2 separate regions of the Homo sapiens genome follow, and region 2 is linked to region 1. The links are chromatin loops, found by intact Hi-C in ENCODE. Cell type or tissue: heart right ventricle. All regions are shown on one strand. Each heading gives the region's core, and the rest is flanking DNA. Links, peaks and the distances in the headings are about the cores only.

Region 1 (10,526 bases), core at 1,417-9,416:
GCGGAGCTTGCAGTGAGCCGAGATCGCTCCACTGCACTCCAGCCTGGGCGGCAGAGCGAAACTTCGTCTCAAAAAAAAAAAAAAAGCCATTGGATTAAATGTATTAAGGGAGTGGTTTGGAGGGAAAATGTGAACAAGTAGAATGAAACAGTTGGAAAAAATCAGAATGGTACTAGACAAGAAAGTTTTTTGTTTCTTGTTTCTTTGAGATGGAGTCTCGCTCTGTCACCCAGGCTACAGTGCAGTGGCATGATCTTGGTTCACTGCAACCTCTGACTCCTAGGTTCAAGCGACCCTCTTGCCTCAGCCTCCAGAGCAGCTGGGATTACAGGCACCTACCACCACACTCGGCTAATTTTTTGTATTTTTAGTACAGACAGGGTTTCACCATGTTGGCCAGGTTGAACTCCTGACCTCAAGTGATCCACTCACCTTGGCTTCCGAAAGTGCTGGAATTACAGGCATGAGCCACCACACCCAGCCATAGATAGGAAAGTTCTTACAGCTATTGGATACCACTTTACTTTGGTAAAGGGGGGTTAGTAACTGGTAAGAGGTAAGAAGGAGGGCTCTGACATACTAGTTAAGTTCTGTTTCTCAGTTTGGGTGATGGTTAATATAAAAATTCACTAAGCTGGGCTGGGTGTGGTGGTTCATGCCTGTAATCCTGGCACTTTGGGAGGCCGAGGCGGGTGGATCATCTGAGGTCAGGAGTTTGAGACCAGCCATGCCAACATGGTGAAACCCTGTTTTTACTAAAAATACAAAAATTAGCGAGGTGTGGTGCCTGCAATCCCATCTACTCTGCTGAGACAGGAGAATAGCTTGCACCTGGGAGGTAGAGGTTGCAGTGAGCTGAGATCATGCCACTGCACTCCAGCCTTGGCAACAGAGCAAGACTGTCTCAAAAAAAAAAAAAATTCACTAAGCTGAATACTTTTGATATGTGCCTTTACGTATATCGTATTTCAAAGATAAGTTTACTGGAAAAAGCCCTTCTGGAATGATAAAAATAAAGACCTCCAAAAATCCACACCTCTATAAGAGTAACAAAAACACTAGAAAAAATGACCAAAATCAACTTTTTCAGAACTCTGGAAGTTAGCCAAAAGCTTGAAACATCACTAGCAGCCACTGAGGCAGAACAAGTTTGGAAGCCCCCAAAAACTCTATCTTCACAGAATTGTTATTACTTGACCTGTCCAACAGCTCTCTGAAAGGCTCCATTTTCAAGGTTTCTCCTTACTTGACTTGATTCAGAGCTGATGCTGCAAAAGTAGCCTTGTCCCTAGGTTATTTGTTGAAAACAATCCATGGCAATTGTTTAATATGTGCAGCTGCCTGAGAAAATATCTGCAAATCATATATCTGCTAAGGAACTTGTATCTAGGCTATATAAAGAATTCTTACAACTCAATGTAAAAGTGGGTAAAGAATTAAAATAGATATTTCTAGCTGGGCATGGTGGCTCATGCTTATAATCCTAGTGCTTTCTAAGGCTGAGGCATGAAGATGGCTTGAGGCCAGGAGTTTGAGACCAGTATGGGAAACACAGCAAGACCCTGTCTCTACAAAAAAATTTTTTACAAAATTAGCCAGGTGTAGTGGCGTATGCCTGTAGTCCTGGCTATTCAGGAGAATAAGGTGGGAGGATTGCTGGAGCCCAGGAGGTTGAGGCTACAGTGAGCCTCTGCACTGCACTCATGCCACTGCACTCCAGGCTGGGTGGCAGCGGAAGACCCTGTCTTAAAAAATAAAATAAATAGACATCTCTCCAAAGATATACAAAGGTTCAAAAACACATGAAAAGGTGTTCAACATGATTAATCATTAGAGAATACAAATCAAAGTCACAGTGAGATACAGCTTCACACCCACTAGGATGGCTGGTCTCATAAAGACAGGTCACAAGTGTTGGCAGGAATGTGGAGAAATTAGAACCCTTATACACTGCTGGTGGGGATGTAAAATAGTCCTGAGAAACAATTTGGAGATTTCTCAAAAAGTTACACATAGAGTTACTATATCATCATCAATTCCATTCTTACATATATATCCAACAGAACTGAAAACATACTCACACAAAAGCTTGTACACCAATGTTCACAGCATGATTCATAATAGTCAAAAAGTGGAAATGACCCAAATGTCCACAAATGGATGGATGGTTAAACAAATGTGGTTAAACATATGGAATACTATTTGGCAATATAACAAAGTAAAGTTCTGAATCATACTGAAACACAGATGAGCACTGAAGTCATTACACTTTCAGTACAGAAGACCATGTACTGAAATATCTGGAATAGGTAAATCTATAGGAACAGAAAGTAGGTTTCCAGGGGCTTGGAGAAGCGGAGTATGGAGAATCCCTGTAATAGGTATGTGTCTTCTTTTTGGAAGGATAAAAACGTCCTAAAATTAGATATTGGTGATATTCAATGCTGTGAATCTATAAAACCACTCAATTGTACATTTTAAAGGATAAATTTTATAGTAGGTGAACATCTCAGTAAAGCCATTTTAAAATTATTTTTATTTTTTTATTTATTTATTTTTTTTGAGACAGAGTCTTGCTCTATCACCCAGGCTGGAGTGCAGTGGCGTGATCTCAGCTCACTGCAACCTCTGCCTCTCAGTTCAAGCAATTCTCCTGCCTCAGCCTCCTGAGTAGCTGAGATTACAGGCGCATGCCACCATACCCAGCTAATTTTTGTATTTTTAGTAGAGACGGGGTGTTACCATGTTGGCCAGGCTAGTCTCGAACTCCTGATCTCAAGTGATCCACCCACCTCAGCCTCCCAAGGTGTTGGGATTACAGGCATGAGCCACCACACCCAGCCTCAGGAAAGCTATTATATAACAAGAAAGCTTACTTTAAAAATTCCTTCATATCGTTATTAATCACAATTACGCCTACAAGGATAAGTCAGTTTTCCAAGGCACGGATAAAGGCCCCAGAAAACCAGGGACTTTATATGTTTTATAGAAGAGTATTTCCCCAATATGCAGTTCCAGAGCTGAAACAGTAGGTGGTCAGTAAATATCCTTAAATGAATAAATATAGATTAAGAAAGTGTTCAGAACCCAGATTTTCTGATTCCCGGTTCACCCCTCCATAGTGGGGAAGTGGCAAGACAGTGACCTCATGAATAAAGAGCAAGGTTCCCTGGCCAGGATGCCACTTACAGAATTGTTGCTGCCTACAGGAAGGTTACGCTCCTTTCTGGGGAATGGACGTGCTGTCTATAGGGACAGACACACTATTTGGCATATGGGTAGCAATTGACAGAGCATCCCAGCAAAAAAAGACTCAGGTCTTGGAGGCAGGTCACCCCGGCTCGATTCCAGGCTCTGTCTCTTAATAGATGGGTTTATCCAATCTTTCTCAGCCTATATTTCCTCATCTGTGAATGCAGGTAATAATACTCGCCTCTTACCTCATAGGGATGTTGTAAGAAGTAAATGAGAAGCATATACCTAATGCATGTGGCTCATTTGGGTAATATCTGATAAATGTTTTAATTTACATTGATAATATCGAATAAACAGGTTTCATATATCTTTTTTTTTTTTTTGAGACAGAGTCTTGTTCTGTCACCCGGGCTGGAGTGCAGTGGCGTGATCTCGGCTCACTGCAACCTCTGCCTTCCGAGTTCAAGTGATTCTCCTGCCTCAGCCTCCCAAGTAGCTGGGAATACAGGTGCGTGCCACCACAGCTGGCTAATTTTTTTTGTATTTTTAGTAGAGACAGGGTTTCACCATGTTGGTCAGGCTGGTCTTGAACTCCTGACCTCAAATGATCCACCCGCCTCGGCTTCCCAAAGTGCTGAGATTACAGACATGAACCACCGTGGCTGGCCTCAAATATCTTGTAAAAAATAAAAGGGAGACAGGTCAGTGGTTGTTTTCAGACTTTGCAGGGAACTGTTACCTGAAAAGGTTTGGAGCCTCACTCCTACCCTCCCCACCACGGTGGCATTGAGCAAGGTAGAGAACAAAAACTTCTTCCCTGTGGAGCAGCTCCCACTCCCTAGCAGCCCACAGCCGGGCATGAAACCAACACGATTATCTTGGGGGCATGGATAAAAGGCAGGAGACAGGAAACATTTTGCCTCACCTTGAGAGAGAAGAGGGACCCAGATATTTATACCCCCGTACCAAATATCTTTTCCCCTCTGTGTTGCAATGGTGCTACATTTGTTGTTTTTCTAATTAAAAAGGAGTACATTGAGGGGCAACTGAACTTGAACTGGTTCGCATCAGGAGCTGTAAACTCAGTCTTCCTGTTCATTAAAAGAGGAAAAAAAAAAAGCTTTCCTTTTGCTTGACACCTGTTAATAGCATGCCTGTGGAAACAAGTAACCATGCTCGAAAACAATCTCCAATTGCTGGATGGAAACAGCCGTTGTGATTGTTTAAGATACAATATACGTAAAGCAAGCAGCACCGTGGTTAGCATGTTGTTGGTACTCAGGAAATGGTAACTATTATTTCAAACACCTTTTCCTTAAATGCTCTGCTGGTGTAGTGCTCACTACCGTGGAATAAACTTAACTGAATAGTGCCCTCCAGAGGCCACTGGGAATTCAACTGTGCTGACAGTTGAAAAAAGGTCTGGAAAAAGACTACAAATACCATTTAATTGTCTTGTACATTGATGTGGAGTCAGCACCAGAGCCCGGTGTCCCAGGATGTATTAGAACATGACCGACTGTCTGATTTGTCACCCACAGCAGCCTTTCTTTGGCTAGGGCTTATTTGTTTGCAAAGGACACTTATGAGGACATGGAGATCTTGGGGAAACAAGTCCAGCTAGGCACTGTGGGAACTGGTGCTGGAAACTGCCAGCCCCTGGAAGGTACTGTCCCATCCCTTTTTCTGGGGACACTGTCTTTCATCCCTGTCCTTTTCTGCATGTCCACTCTGTGTTCCTCTAAAGAAACCAGCTTCCTCTTGACGTCTGCCATTCTGTAACTGTAGTACGGGCATGTGGCTCTGACTCTTTCTGGACATGAATCCAGATGTGGTTCCGTTTGGTGTTCCAGCTCATCCCACACAGCAAAGCAGCGTGGTCTCTCACTGGCTTGATTCCAGATTTTCAGGAGATTAAACTGGTTGTCAGTCAAGTCTAATGGCTGGGTTTAGTCTATCTATCCCTGGTGGGTGGCCAGGAGGTGGAGGTGGGGATGCGTGGGCGTGTGTAGGGAGACAGGGCCAGTGTCATGTGATACTAAACAAATTTAGCACATATGGAACTGCAGGAAGGGCGAGCATGTCAAAGGGTCTGTTTTTCTACAAACACGGAGCTAGTATTAATAGAGCTTTACCATGTGCCATGCACTGTCCTAAGAACTTTCTAAGCATCATTTCATTTAATCCTAAAAACCTCCTATGATATTTGATCCTGCAATCGTTCCCTCTGAAGTAACTGCTGATAACAATGTTTGTGTATCTTTCCATAATTTTCCTAACGCATTTTATTCCCATTTTAAAATGAGGGAACTAAAGCTTAGAAAGTTTAAGCCAAGATTTAAGCCAAGACAGTCTGATTCTTTTTTTTTTTTTTCAGGTTAGACAGGTAATGCACTGACATTGCAACAAGGTTTGAGGGTGGCACATCTCACACACGGCCGTGAACACCCAGTCATCATACTCACGAACTACAAAAGGATCAAGGCAGGCTGATTCTAAAGCCAGGATGTTAAACACTCACCCCACCTTCCTCCCAGTGTAGCCCCTATGGCATGGTAGATAATTTGGCTATGCAGAAAAAACATCAAATTTGGTCTGGTTCTCAGGGAGGTTATAATCTGGTTAAGGAAGGCAAGATTTATACATGCAAAACAATGAGTAAATGACAGGAGAGGGATCAAGTACTAAATTGCATGTTGCCATTATATTTGTTTTCTATTGCTACGTAACAAATTACCACAAATGTAGAAGCTTTGGAGCAATACCCATTTATTAGCTCACGGTTCTGTAGGTAAGAATACAGCTATGGCATGGCTGGGCTTGTGTTGACTGGAGCTGCCAACAATCTCATCTGGGGCTCAGGGACCTTTTTGAAGGAGTTAAAATATGCTATCCTGGAATACTGATTATTTAAGTTAAAGGCACTTGAAAAACAGCAGGTGCAAAAAGATCACTTTGACCTTCATGCTGTTTCTTAAAATCAGAAGATTAAATTCCCATGTGAAAGACGCCCTCCCTATACTAGTAAGATGCAACATCCTTGCCATCAAGGACGAGAAAGTTGAGGTCAAGGAAATTCTGTACAAACAAGCCTTTCTCTTCCTAGCTATTTTCCTACCCTATTTACTATCCTAGTGCAAGCCCCTTCGCCTTACACATGTTCACAGTTTACTATTGCGTCCAATCCAGAATGGAAGAAACTGACAATAACTGCTTCTTTGGGTCTTCATTATTTTAGGAGGACTCCTGTAAAACATCTGTAAAGAAATGTGTATGCTTTTTTCCTGTAATCTATCTTATCTCAATTCTCAGGACCGTAAGAGGATGGAGGTGGTTTTCCTGCTCCTATATCTTCCAAGCTCACCGCTTGATGGCAGAGTTCAATTCTTTGTGGTTGTAGGCCTGAGGTATCTTTTTCCTGTGAGTTGCCAATCAGGGACTGCTTTCAGTTCCTAGAGGTTGCACTTCTCCATCTGCAGTTGACAGTGGAGGTTATTTGCTTTCCTCTAGGTCAGCTGGAGTATTTTTCTGAGTGTTACTTCTGTTACCGGCCAAACTTTCTGCTTTGTTTGTTTTGCTTGTTTGTGTTTTGAGACAGAGTCTCACTCTGTCTCCCAGGATGGAGTGCAATGGCGCGATCTTGGCTCACTGCAACCTCCGCCTCCTGGGTCCAAATGATTCTTGTGCCTCAGCCTCCCAAGTAGTTGGGATTACAGGTGCACGCCACCATACCAAGCTAATTTTTTTCTATTTTTAGTAAAGACAGGTTTCACCATGCCTTGGCCCAGCTGGTCTTGATCTCCTGACCTCGTGATCTACCTGCCTTGGCCTCCCAAAGTGCTGGGATTACAGGCGTGAGCCACAAAAGATGCTTGCTTTTTTTTTTTTTTTTTTTTTTTTTTTTGCCACGTCTACTGCGAGAATGAAGACCATTCTCAGCAATCAGACTGTCAACATTCCAGAAAATGTCAATATTACTCTAAAGGGATGCACAGTTATTGTGAAGGGCCCCAGAGGAACCCTGCGGAGGGACTTCAATCACATCAACGTAGAACTCAGTCTTCTCGGAAAGAAAAAAAAGAGGCCCCGGGTTGACAAATGGTGGGGTAACAGAAAGGAGCTGGCCACCGTTCAGACTATTTGTAGTTATGCACAGAACATGATCAAGGGTGTCACACTGGGCTTCCGTTACAAGATGAGGTCTGTGTATGTGCACTTCCCCATCAACATCATTATCCAGGAGAATTGGTCTTCTGTTGAAATCTGAAATTTCTTGGGTGAAAAATACATCTGCAGGATTTGGATGAGGCCAGGTGTTCCTTGTTCAGTATCTCAAACTCAGAAAGATGAATTAATCCTTGAAGGAAATGACATTGAGCTTGTTTCAAATTCAGTGGCTTTGATTCAGCAAGCCACAAGGTTAAAAACAAGGATATCAGGAAATTTTTGGATGGTATCTATGTCTCTGAAAAAACGAACCATTCAGGAGGCTGATTAATAAGATCTAAGAGTTGTCCAGCTACAGAAACAAGATGCCGGATGCTTCCTAAGACCTATATGTGATATTTAAATGATGCAATAAAAGACCTATTGATTTGGGAAAAAAAAAACTATAAAAAAATTAGCCAGGTGTGGTGGTGTGCACCTGTAGTCCTAGCTACTTGGGGGGCTGAGGTGGGAGGATCACTTGAGCACAAGACGTTGCAGTGAGCTGAGATCATGCCACTGCACTCCAGCCTGGGTGACAAAGTGAGACGCTCTCTCAAAAAAAAAAAAAAAAAAAAAAAGATTGCGTGAAAAAAAGTTTGTGTATGTACACATATAAATCATAATAAATCATCCCATTACTGGGTATATACCCAAAGGATTATAACTCATTCTACTATAAAGACACATGTACACATATGTTTATTGCAGCACTATTTACAATAGCAAAGACTTGGAACCAGCCCAAATGCCCATCAATGATAGACTGGATAAAGAAAATGTGGCACATATACACCACGGAATACTATGCAGCCATAAAAAACGATGAGTTCATGTCCTTTGCAGGGACATGGATGAAACTAGAAACCATCATTCTCAGCAAACTAACACAGAAACAGAAAACCAAACACCGCATGTTCTCACTCATAAGTGGGAGTTGAACAATGAGAACACACGGACACAGGGAGGAGAACATCACACACTGGGGCCTATTGGGGGATGGGGGTAAGGGGAGGGAGAGCATAGGACAAATAGCTAATGCATGTGGGGCTTAAAACCTAGATGACGGCTTGATGGGCGCAGCAAACCACAATGACACATGTATACCTATGTAACAAATCTACACATTCTGCACCCATATCCCAGAACTTAAAGTGTAATAAAAAAAAATCATGGCCGGGCACAGTGGCTCACGCCTGTAACCCCAGCACTTTGGGAGGCCGAGGCGGGTAGATCACGAGGTCAAAAGATCGAGACCATCCTGGCCAACATGGTGAAACCCCGTCTCTACTAAAAATACAAAAATTAGCTGAGTGTGGTGGTGCACGCCTGTAGTCCCAGCTACTCAGGAGGCTGAGGCAGGAAAATCACTTGAACCTGGGAGACGGAGGTTGCAGTGAGCCAAGATCGCGCCATTGCACTTCAGCCTTGCGACAGAGTGAGACTCCATCTCAAAAAAAAAAAATAATAATAATAACTCAAACCTCACAAACTGAGAAAAATTAATGATTACATGGTATTTAGATAATCAGATAGTAATTTACAAAAAATTAGATTTATAATTTCCATCAAAATAAATGCCCATTAAATTTAAATTTAAATTTTAAAGATAAATTTAAAAATGTAATCACTAAAATTGGTAGAAGAGAGTTGTGGGTCTTTGGGAAAATGACATCATCCTAAGATCTGAAGAAGTGAAAAGATGATTATAAAAGAAAAAAATCAGACTTGCCTCAGAGACAGTTAAAACTTCCATATAGTAATAACAACATTTAAAAGATTAAGGAGAATTTTAACCACATGGGGTAAAAAGATTAAGATCTATAATATTTAAATGCATATCCAGTGCTGCAGATGAGGGCCCCAAGAGATAATGGACAAAGGACATGAATAGATTGTTTAGATGACAAGTAAAATAAAATAGAAAAAAAAAAATTAGGGCAAAATGGCCAAACTTCCTGATCAAATAAGTGCAAATTAAAACTACAAAATGAGCCATATTTCAATTAAGAAAACATAAATTTAAATTATAATACCCAACCTGGAAATGCTTCTGGCACTCTGGCATTCATACATTATTGGTAGGGGTGTAATTTGGTAAAATAATTTGTATAAAACAATTTGGCAAAAATGTCCTTTGATTTAATACCTTCACTCCATGAAATTTGTCCTAAAAGGATGGTTCAAAAGGAAAAAAAATAGTCAAGATCACAAGCATTTTAAGCAGCACATATACTAAAATTGGAACGATACAGAGAAGATTAGCATGGCCCTTGCCCAAGGATGAAAAAATAAAAATTAAAAAAAAGTTAAAAAAAAATAAATGCCGTGTTAACACTGACAGACTGGCAAGGACAGAAAGAACATGCTTACCTAAATTATCAGTGATGATTATACCTATCAAGACCACTTAATAAGGAGGAACGTGTTCAAATGTGTTAAGTGAAAAAGTGTAGTCACACCAGACCAATCTGGTTCCACTTTTATGTAAAAACATGGAGAGCTGTTTTTCGTTTGCCATGGTCCCTCAAGTCATGTGACCTCAGCATGCCTAGATGAACCAAGCCTGCAACCACAGGAAGAACCTAAGTGCTTGGGCTGAGGAGTGGGATGGAATTAAGAAGGGGACACTGTATGGCAGGATCCAGAATCCAATCAGATTGAGCTCTGGCATTACCCCATGGCCACATCCAGTCATATCAAGTATCCCAGCATCACCTCATTGCAAGATCCAATCAGGTTACACCTCATTACCGGACCCAGCCCCCAGCTTGGGGAGGCACCGCATTGGGAGCTATCCCTGGTATTCTCCTTACTTGACTTGTTGCAAGGAATAAAATCCCTTGCCAAATCCTCCTTCACTGTCATCATCAGGCTGTCACCTGTCAAGTGACTGAACCCACCCATTGTGTGGGTAAGAAAAGGATAATAGAGAATTCTGCACGTAGTATGATTCAAAGTAATTCCTGTGGTGTTTGTGAAGCTGCGAGAAAAACAGCACTTTTGTATATTGTCACTGGGGATACAAACTAGTATAATCTCTTGGGGAAAGCAATTTGCAATAGGAGTAACACATTTAAAATGTGATTCATTTGAGGATCCCACTTCTACGAATGTATCCATTA
Region 2 (10,526 bases), core at 1,100-9,099, 270 kb before region 1:
CATTTAATTTTTCAGATCTAGAAGTTAGTTAGCTGTTATTTTCCTTCATGTTCAACCAGAATCTCCTCTTTCTGCAGTAGCTCACAGCCTGCTGGTTGTTGAAATGATCATCTTACCAATGCCAGGCTCCAGGGGGATGGTCTTTCTGGACAGCAAACCCTTCCCATTGGCTGTGGGAGGCTCCTGCCGGGCAGAGGGCCTGGGCTGATCCATCCCTTTCTTGATGACCACGAGGGCATCTTTGTGCAGCTGTGCCTGGTGCAGAACCTTCAGGACATTCCCGTGGGCTAAGCCAGCCAGTGAGGCGCCGTTGACTGACAGAAGGAAATCCCCTCGGTTCATAGTCCCTTCCTGAGAAGCCGCCCCCTGAGAAAACACCCTGTGGACCTGGGATGAGGAAAGGAAAAGGGAACAAAAACCAGATCCACTTACGATTTCCGGTAAAAGGGAGATAGTAACTAACTGCGTATCTGTAGTAAAGGAACCTTCCTTTTTTATTTTTATTTTTTGAGAGGGAGTCTCGCTGTGTCACCCAGGCTGGAGTACAGTGGTGCAATCTCAGCCTCCCGGGTTCAAGCGATTCTCCTGCCTCAGCCTCCTGAGTAGCTGGGATTATAGGCACACACCACTATGCCAAGTTAATTTTTGTATTGTTAGGAGAGACGGACAGGGTTTCACCATGTTGGCCATGCTGGTCTCAAACTCCTGACCTCAGGTGATCCACCCGCCTCGACCTCCCAAAGTGCTGGGATTACAGGCGTGAGCCACCGTGCCGGGTCTTGTAGTAAAGGAACTTTCTAAGGTAGACACTTGCTTTATAAAAAAAAACATACATTCAGTGCGGGGGATGGAACACAAATGTCAATGCCAGTGTCTCCACACATTTTTTTTTAACTCCTTTTTAGTGTCTGACATGGGCCTGGCATCCAGGAGGCAATGGGAATACGAAGATGAATGAGGCCTGGGCTCGTGCAGTGAAGGTGACCCTCTGGATGGTCCTGAAGGCTTTTGAATGATGTAAAATTTTGAGTGACTTTTTGAGACGGGAGTAATTGTATAAACACAAGTTTGGCCAGTTGATTCTAATGTTTTCTACTGCTTAAAATATGGAGGTAAATTATAAGGCTATAGCGAATTGTGTTTATAGGGATTGGAAATGGCCTATACATGTCAGCTCTGTGTTAAAAATGCTTGTCTTTTGTCAACGAAAACCTTACGTACTACTTCTCCCACTTCTCCCTTTTTATGTTGGTAGCTGGGAATGAAATCCAGCAATCTCTGAACCCGCTGATTGGAATTTGTGCCCTGATCACATTCTGAGGCTGCTTGAGGGGGGATTTTCCTGAGAGCCTAATGACTCTGTCACTTACCGTGATTGATTTTGGCTCCACATCTGTCCCTCCTGCCACACTGAATCCCAGACCTGAGCCTTCTTTTCTATTCAAGACTATGAAGCAAACATCTTCTTCATTCTAGTGAAAACAAACAAAAATTATCCTTTGAGCTACAGCTGCAAAAAATTAAGAAAGAAAAACATATCCCCTTGGGCCAGGAGTAAGGAAGCTCTGATGTCAGTCCTCTTGGAGGGGCTTTTCACCACAGGCCCTAAAGGTTCTTTGGCTCTCAGCCAGGCATGGTGGCTCACGCCTGTAATCCCAACACTCTGGGAAGCCAAGGGGGCGGATCTCTTGAGCCCAAGAGTTCGAGTCCAGCCTGGGCAATGTGGCAAAACCCTGTCTCTACAAAAATCAGCCAGGTGTGGTGTTGCACACTTGTAGTCCCAGCTACTCAAGAGGCTGAGGTGGGAGGATTACCTAAGCCCGGAAGGTCACGGCTGCAGTGAGCCATGATCACGCCACTGCACTTCAGCCTGGTTGACAGAGTGAGACCTTGTCTCAAAAAAAAAAAAAAAAAAAAAAAATCATAGTACATAATTTGATCATGATGGGAATCCTTTATTCTGTAATTCTTTAAGTCTACAATTTAGCAAAGCCAGTCCTAGCAACAGCAGAAAGATAAGCGTCAGTGGCAAGAGGCAGGATAAGAGCATATCAAGGCCATGTTTTCTACATCTCCCTCCCCATCATTGGATTTCAGGTACAATTAATTAACTGATGCCAAAAAAATAGCATGGCTAGGCGCAGTGGCTCACGCCTGTAATCCCAGTGCTTTGGGAGGCCAAGGCGGGCGGATCACCTGAGGTCAGGAGTTCGAGACCAGCCTAGTCAACATGGCGAAACCCCGTCTCTACTGAAAAATACAAAAATTAGCCGGGCGTGGTGGCGGACACCTGTAATTCCAGCTACTTGGGAGGCTGAGGCAGGAGAATCGCTTGAACCCAGCGGGCAGAGGTTGCAGTGAGTGGAGATCATGCCAGTTGCACTCCAGCCTGGGTGATGGAGTGAGGCTCTGTCTCAAAAAACCCCCAAAGTTCACTCAAACCAAAACCTAGACTGTCCCGCAGAACTTTTGGGGGAGTTGGGAGGTTGACTTCATGGGCACCTTCAACCATATGTATGCTCACACACGGATTGATGGGGAGAAAGAGGTTGACTAAGCTTTCCAAACAAAAATGGGAATACGGGACCCAGTAAATGGTCTTTGTCCAGCTTCTAGGAGGTAATGTGGTGCTGAAAATAGGAACACTTCTCAGATATTTCAATGTCTTATGGGAGCAAAGAGACAATATTTGAAAATGAGGCCTCCTACGCCGGGTGCGGTGGCTCACGCCTGTAATCCCAGCACTTTGGGAGGCGGAGGCAGGTGGTTCACATGGTCAGGAGATGGAGCCCATCCTGGCTAACACGGTGAAACCCCGTCTCTACTAAAAAAAAAAAAAAAAAAAAGCCGGGCATGGTGGCGGGCACCAGTAGTCCCAGCTACTCGGGAGGCTGAGGCAGGAGAATGGCGTGAACCCAGGAGGTGGAGCTTGCAGTGAGCCGAGATCACGCCACTGCACTCCAGCCTGGGCAACAGAGCGAGACTCCATCTCAAGAAAAGAAAAAAAAAAAGGAGAAGGAAAAAAAAAAAGAAAATGAGGCCCTCCTGCATTCCAGGACAAGTTAAATCACAAAAATTTCAATGTATTCACATTTTTTTCCAGTGGTGTTTAAGGACACAGATATGCTAGAAGCTGACTATTGCGCCAAATTTTGCCTCTGAGAGCCTCAGCACAGTCTCAGGGCGGCCAGATCAACCATCAAGAGCTCTCCAAGGTTTGGGTGTGTTGAAGTCAGGAGGCCAGGGTTTGTTTTCAGCCTCGAAGCCTCGAATCTCTCACAGCACTGCCAAGGACACAGAAAATAGTTTTGTGCAGTTCTATTTTTAGTACCTGCAAACCATACTCATTGGAAAAAGCAAGGCAGGAAGCTTCTAGACTGAGGATGGCAGAGTAAGGATAGCCCTGCTCAACGCTCCTCTCTGAAGACAGTGAGAAAATAAAGGGAAAAGAACGCCGTGTTCTGATATGTAGGAATGATCTTCAAACCAAACCACAACCCTGCCTCGTGGTGAGCGTGAGTAGTAGGGGGTGAGGAAGGCCCTAGAATAAGCCACCCTCGGGCAGCACTGTGGCATGCTGGCCATACTTTGTTTGAGGTTCCTGAAGATGTACATCTTGCTTGTGGTTGGCTGGACAGTCTGGTCTTCTCCTCTGACATTTCATCTAACACTAAAATGTCTGGGGTAAAGGGGGCCTGGCAACGTGTGACCCCACCTGTGCCCCCTTGACTGGTGGTCTCAGAATGAGACTTTCACACATGAAATCCTTCCTTATTGTAATAACAAGTGGGAGGAGGAAGAGAGATGAGGGGCTATTCCCTTTTACTGAAAGCGGAAGTGCTTAGCATCTCAAGACATTTTGTTTTTCTTTCAGAGACAGGGTCTTGCTCTGTCACCCAGGCTGGAGTGCGCTGGCACGATCATAGCTCACTGAGCCTCAAACTACTGGACCCAAGTGATTCTCCTGCTTCAGATTCCCATGTAGGTAGGACTACAGGCATATACCACCACGCCTGGCTAATTTTTTAAATTTAATCTTTTTTTTTTTTTTTTGAGAGATGAGGGGTCTCACTATGTTGATGAGGCTGGTCTCGAACTCCTGGCCTCAGATGATCCTCCTGTCAAGGCATGTCTTAACTGCACAGACCCAAATCAGCGGCTGAGAATCAGAAGGGAGTGGAACCTGAAGGGACTGGTCTCCTTTATTCCAACCTCTCTCCTCGCCTCCTGGCCAACTCCTTACTAGGTGCCAAGGCTGGCTGTTGGCTGAGAAACCACACAGCCCCTCTATATTTGAATTTCTGGAACAGCATTCTTAGATGACTTCAGTGACCCAGGTATACTACCACTAAAGAAACATTCATATTTATTTCTCTAAATAGAAAATATTCATTCATTAGGGTTCAAATCTCTACGTATAGCCCCAAGAAATTGATCTTCAGATTAGTATCCTAGATGTGAACCTGTGGTTTCTTCTGTCAATGTTTATTGTCACAACTGATTTACTGAAAGATTTTATTTGTAATTCCTTGTACTCCAGGGTTCAGATGCTCTTCTACAGGTGACATTTGAACAACACAGGCTCAAACTGTACAGGTCCACTCACACTCAGGGTTTCTTCAGCCTCTTTATCCTTGAGGCAGCAAGACCAACCCCTCCCTCCTTCTCAGGCTACTCAGTGTGAAGATGACAAGGATGAAGCCCTTTATGATGAACCACTTCCACTTAATGAATAGTAAATACACTTTCTCTTATGACTTTTTTTTTTTAATTGAGATGAAGTCTTGCTCTGTCACCCAGGCTGGAATGCAGTGGTGCAATCTTAGCTCATGTCAACCTCTGCCTCCTAAGTTCAAGCAATCCTCTCGCCTTAGCCTCCTGAGTCGCTGAGACTACAGGCACCCACCACCATGTCCAGCTAATTTTTGTATTTTTAGTAGAGACAGGGTTTCACCATATTGGCCAGGCTGGTCTTGAACTCCTGACCTCAAGTGATCTGCCCGCCTTGGCCTCCCAAAGTTCTGAGATTACAGGTGTAAGCCACTGCACCTGGCCTCTTAGGATTTTCTTAATAACGTTCTATTATCTCTAACTTACGTTGTTGTAAGAAGACAGTATATAATACATATAACTGACAAAACTTGTGTTAATTGACTGTTTATGTTATCAGTAAGGTTTCCGGTCAACAGTAGGTTGTTAGTAGTTAAGTTTTTGGGAGAGTTAAAAGTTATATGTGGATTTTCCACTGCTCGAAGGTCAGTGCCCCAACCCTCATGTTGTTCAGGGGTCCACCATATTTCAGGGCAACGGCGGGACTACACCAATGTAACTCTTCTCTCACCAGCAGGTGGCTCCCTTGACTAGTTTATGTCCACAGTTAGGTGGCGAGAGGTATTTCCGAGATGACTAGCTCTGCTTTGAGGACTCTCTGCAAACAAACTCCACACATAGGAGTTAGGAGAATGGTAACTAGTTGCTACTTGGGGGATGAAAACAGCAGTGACACCCATCTGGCACCTGAACATTCAAGACAAGGTCTAGCTTCTGAAGCTGGCTAGCAGCACGTGAGGCCAAAGTCAGACTGAGCTGTGAAACTCGCAACCCAAGGCAGTCCTCCCTCTCCAGGACTCGGGGCGGGCTCTCCTCGGCTGTCTGGGCAGGCAGCACATACCTGGGCACTCACGCGGCCGCAATTCATGTTCCTGAGCTTTCTGTGTTTCACTCACCTCTGATTGTGCTTTCGCTTCCTGAATGAGAGTTAGGATGGTAGATTTCGATCCCACTGACGATAAAACAGACTGTAATCTTTGCTGGTCCCCCGCTGAGACTAGAAGTTGATCCAAACTAAATAATATAAATATATTTGAAGAACATTAAAGAAAAAAGCAATTTCTTCATTTTATAAGAATGCATTTAAAATGATCTCCTTTCTACTATACAAAAGAGAACAGGTATTTTCTGCTCTCTTTTGGTCAAAACTTCCATTCCAAACTAATGGAAGAATAAATCCTGAGTGCTGAACAGAAATGTCATTCACTGCCAATGGCAAGGGGAACTGCTATGAATTCAGAGATCCCCTCAAGAAGTTATGGGACCAATGCTGGAGCTTAACAGGACACTTCTGACATGTTTTAAAATATTCAATACATATGTTCAAGTGAAATATTTTTATTTTTATTGAGATGGAGTCTAGCTCTGTCACCCAGGCTGGAGTGCAGTGGCACGATCTCAGCTCACTGCAACCTCTACCTCCTGGGTTCAAGCTATTCTCGTGCCTCAGCCTCCCGAGTAGTTGGGATCACAGGCACCTGCCACCACGCCTGGCTAATTTTTTATTTTTAGTAGAGATAGGGTTTCACCATATTGGCCAGGCTGGTCTTGAACTCCTGACCTCAAGTGATCCGCCTGCCTTGGTCTCCCAAAGTGCTGGGACTATAGGCCTGAGCCACTGGGCCTGGCTTTTTTTTTTTTTTTTTCGAGATTGAGTCTTACTCTGTTGCCCAGGCTGGAGTGCAGTGACGCGATCTCAGCTCACTGCAACATCAGCCTCCTGGGTTCAAGCGATTCTCCTGCCTCAGCCTCCCAAGTAGGTGGGATTACAGGCGCCTGCCACCATCCCCAGCTAATTTTTGTATTTTTAGTAGAGATGGGGTTTCACCATGTTGGCCAGGCTGGTCTTGAACTCCTCACCTTAAGTGATCTGCCCGGCTCAGCCTCCTAAAGTGCTGGGATTACAGGTGTGAGCCACCACGGCTGGCCTCAAGTGAAATATTTTTAAATATGTTAGAAATTCTCCGTTTAACTCCAGCCACCTCCAAAGTCCAAATTCCCCCGTGCTGTGCTCTCTCTTCCTCTGCATGCCCCTCTCATGTTGCTTTTGCTTAAGTGCCATGTCCTCTAGAAGCCTCTCCTCAGAGCGACACTTTGGTAAACATGTTTCCCTGCAGGCACTTTTATTTTTCCAGCAGTGATATTAAAAACCAAGGGCACTAAAATGGAATGTAGTATCCTGGATCCTGGGACAGAAAAACGATATTAGCAGAATTTATTCAGCAAAATCTGAATGAAGTCTGTAGTTAATGGTATTGCTCCAACATTAATTTCTTACTTTTGACGAATGGACCGTGGTTATGAGAGATGTGAACATTAGGAAGAGTGGGTAAGAAGTGGCCGGGTGCAGTGGCTCACACCTGTAATCCCGGCACTTTGGGAGGCCGAGGCAGGCGGATCACAAGGTTAGGAGTTTGAGACCAGCCTGACCAACATGGTGAAACCCCGTCTCTATTAAAAATACAAAAATTAGCCAGGTGTGGTGGTGCACGCCTGTAATCCCAGCTACTCAGGAGGCTGAGGCAGGAGAATCGCTTGAACCCGGGAGGCAGAGGTTGCAGTGAGCCGAGATCGCGCCATTGCACTCCAGCCTGGGCGACAGAGCGATGCTCCATCTCAAAAAAAAAAAAAAAAAAAAAAAGTAAGTGGGAACTCTGCATTATCTTTGCAACTTTTCTATAAATCTAAAACTATTCCAAAATGAAACAAGTTTATCTGAAATAAAAGTAGTGGGCAGATACTTACTTAACTGACCAGCTTCTTCTAAAAGGCAGATCCTGGGCAGCTTCACCCGTATCACTGGCTGAACTGGGTGTCTCAGCAGCACTGGTTTTAGGGCCACTTCCTCCTGGACAGGCCCTGTTCCCGCCCTTCTCGGGACACGAAACGCCTCCAGCAGGAGGGCCAGGTGACCTCCTGGGGGTGATCTCCAGCTCAGTTTTGAAGAGCACGGCGCTCGGCCCTGCTGAGTAATCCTCGCTGCAGAGCTTGTCAAGGTCAGGCATGCTCAAGGCTCTCAGCTCCTGGAGCTTGGAGCGGGACACGGGCGAGGGCTGCGTGTGGCGTACCGAGGACTTGTTCCTCTTAACAGGAGAAGCCAGGGTCATCGTTGGGGTGGGAATTCCCAAAGGACCAAGTGATTTCTTTAGTTCCGAATCAGAGCCCTTGCTACTGGTCTCTGGTGGGTTCTGCCGAGAGATGGTCAGTGTCATGATTGAGGGAGACTTGGCCATCTGGGGCAGGAGGGTGCCGGCTTCGCTTTGGTTTTCGCTGCAGGAACTCAAGCTGCGTCTCAACAACCTTGCTGCTGCGTCACCTGGGTGGCCCAGGCTCCCGGAAACAATGCTGCCGGAAGACCGCCTCCCAATGGGAGGCTTGGAGCTCACCGACAAAAATGGGGAAGCCCCGGACTTGGCTACAGGCCGGTCAGCATTGGCCAGGTTCTCAAAAGACTTGATCCGCTGCTTCACAGAGAAAAATGAGGTAGATTCATGGGGCCAGTTCTGCTCATAGCAGTAGTGTCGTCTGGTGACTTTGATTTTGTCTGTGACTAGGCAGCTCGTCTCCTGGACTGAAATGATATCCCCTTCATCTGTGGCTGGAAGATTCCTCGATGTGTCCAGCAGCGGCTTTACACTATATATGCCCTGTCCATTAGCCAGGCTGGGAAGACCACCTCTGGATGCCTTTGCCTCGGGGACAACACTGCTTGTCACAGGGACCTGGCTGTCCCGAGAGCGACCCAGGCTGTGTGGGGGGTGACCCTCCCGTCCAAAATGGCTTGAGAACTGGGCTGGCATGGAGTAGGTCCTGGTCGCTGGCCTTGGGGTGAAGTAGAGATGGTCCTCCCCCGAGGGGCCCCCTGGAATGCTGTTTCTGGGCACCCCTCGGGAGTCTGACATCAGGCTTGATTTTCCCTGGGAGTATTCTGCCTTTCTAATGGCTGTTTGAAGGGAGGAGGAGGAGGACGCCAGTTTTGCCATGCTGAATGATCGTGACATTTCCTGCTCTGCCTGGGAGGCATGAGATGGGAGTGAGGATGGATGACTTGTGGATGATTCTGCGACCTGGCGATAGAGCCTGATTTCACTCTTCTCCTGACAGTTGCCCTGGGCCAAGCACCCTCCCCGTCTGTCGCTTTCAGCTGGCTTGTTACCACATACAGTCTCTGACACTGCTTCAGCAGAAATCTCCACGATTTTCAGCTGGTTTGTTCTTTCGAGGCGATCGCTGGCCATTATGTTGCCTCCTTTTTCGCCAGTCGGCCTGGGTTGGGCTGTGTCTGCTGCCACATGGCTGGCCAGGCGCGGCTCACTCTGTCTGTTCCCTGCCACGGACATGCCGTTCCTAGACGCTGCCGGACTCACCGGCCCGGAGTCAGCACGGGGCGCCCTGCCCTCTGCTCTACACTTAGGAGATTTAGGGGTGGTTGGGCAACCTCTGTCGGGTTCAGAGAGGACAGCCATGTGGAACCTGCTCCACATGCCTTGCTCAGGAACAGGCTTGGGAGAGGTCAGGGGCGAGACAAATGTCCTGATGCTCGTGTCAGACACTGAGGGTTTCAGTGGCCCAGAGGTGGCAAGAGGTGGCTTGCTTTCCAGCACACACTGGGGGGACCTGGGGGCAGCTGTGGTGTTTCTGTCAGGGTCCTCGTGGTCGGCTACATGGAGCCGCTGTGACACTGCCTTAGAAAGTGTTTTGTGGGAGGTCTGGGGTGAGATCAAGGGTTTCCTGTGGTCCGTCCCCCCAGCCTTCACAGCATTCGCAGCAGGGGCCTCAGAGTTGACTTTGGCCTTGCCCTTGAGGCTGAGCCTCTTCAGCTTCGGACCACACTTTGCCTTCTGACCATTAGTCAGAAGCATTTCTGCCGGACTCTTCTTAGACAGGTCCTTATTTTCCAGGTTTGTTTTCGGCTGAGGAGGGCTATGAGGCACAGTAACGCCCTTTTTTTGGCTTGAACTCACCATCTGAATCTTGGAGTCGGGACTTCTGGCAGGCATTAGAGGTTGTTCCTTCTCGGTTTTGCTCCTCAAATGTGTGCCTTGGTTATGTTTATTTATTTCTTTAAACCAGGCCATGATGGGCCTCCTAGCGATCATTTTTGGTTTCTGTAGCAAGTCATCCAGGTCTTGACTTTCAGAGATGTGGAGGTTTTCCAAAACAGATTCTCCATTCTTAGGGACATCCACACTGAAGGAGGACAGACTGGCAGCTGCATTAATGCTTGTTTCGTATTGATTCAGGGTTTCGTCATCTAGCAGGTCATGTTCCAAGCCATTTACCATGTTGGGGGAGCTGAGAATGATGGGCGGACTGTGAAAATGCCTGGCTACTTTAGACAGCGGACTGTTTTCCATGGCTGAGCTAGCGCTGGTGACTTCTGTGGTTTCTTCTGCACACGAGGGCCTGTGGTTCTGTGAAGTGCTTATGTCCGCATGAGTTTCATGCTCCTGAGAGCTCATCTCCAAGAGTGATGATGGCTGGGAAGAGTCTGGGCCTGAAGTGTATGAGCCTGGCAAGCAGGCGGCCTTCTCACGGGGACTGGCCACCGACTCTCTCGGAGTGCTGTATTTTAATGACAGAACTTTGGCTGAGGCAGGACAGATGGCAGCCTGGGTGGGAAGATGAGCAGGACTCGAGGGTGGATTGGGGCAGCCACGTGTGGAACAAATCTCAATCTGTTCCTCTTCTGACTC

The links. A loop is a pair of places that touch in the nucleus more often than their neighbours do. Peaks named below come from ENCODE experiments on the same cell type or tissue, not always from the same donor. Only the 100,000 strongest peaks of a DNase experiment are listed, where the experiment ranks them.
Region 2: it touches region 1 in a loop (12-fold over the local background); 76 of 110 quality-filtered maps call a loop at or near these places.

The regions. Positions count from the first base shown.
Region 1 is chr5:31,819,728-31,830,253 of GRCh38, reverse strand. All of the region lies in intron 2 of PDZD2 (PDZ domain containing 2), which reads right to left. LOC124901200 (small nucleolar RNA U13) reads right to left here and starts at 5,675; the gene lies at 5,572-5,675. It also overlaps the pseudogene RNU6-358P and the pseudogene RPL9P17. In heart right ventricle, for the core only: a CTCF peak has its summit at 4,576 (motif pointing left); DNase peaks (open chromatin) are centred at 4,623 and 4,923.
Region 2 is chr5:32,088,225-32,098,750 of GRCh38, reverse strand. PDZD2 (PDZ domain containing 2) reads right to left here. Exons shown (of 25, transcript NM_178140.4): 20 at 7,576-10,526; 21 at 5,727-5,844; 22 at 1,371-1,472; 23 at 117-387. It overlaps LOC105374711 (a long non-coding RNA gene), which reads left to right. Exons shown (of 4, transcript XR_007058716.1): 3 at 1-440; 4 at 906-5,140. Among named protein-coding and RNA genes, the nearest start is that of GOLPH3, 81 kb to the left of the region's middle. RefSeq lists enhancers at 1-1,047, 5,413-5,472, 5,121-5,620, 5,925-6,094, 5,621-6,122. In heart right ventricle, for the core only: CTCF peaks have their summits at 5,134 and 5,342 (motif pointing right); DNase peaks (open chromatin) are centred at 3,230, 5,350 and 5,590; H3K27ac peaks cover 2,455 bases.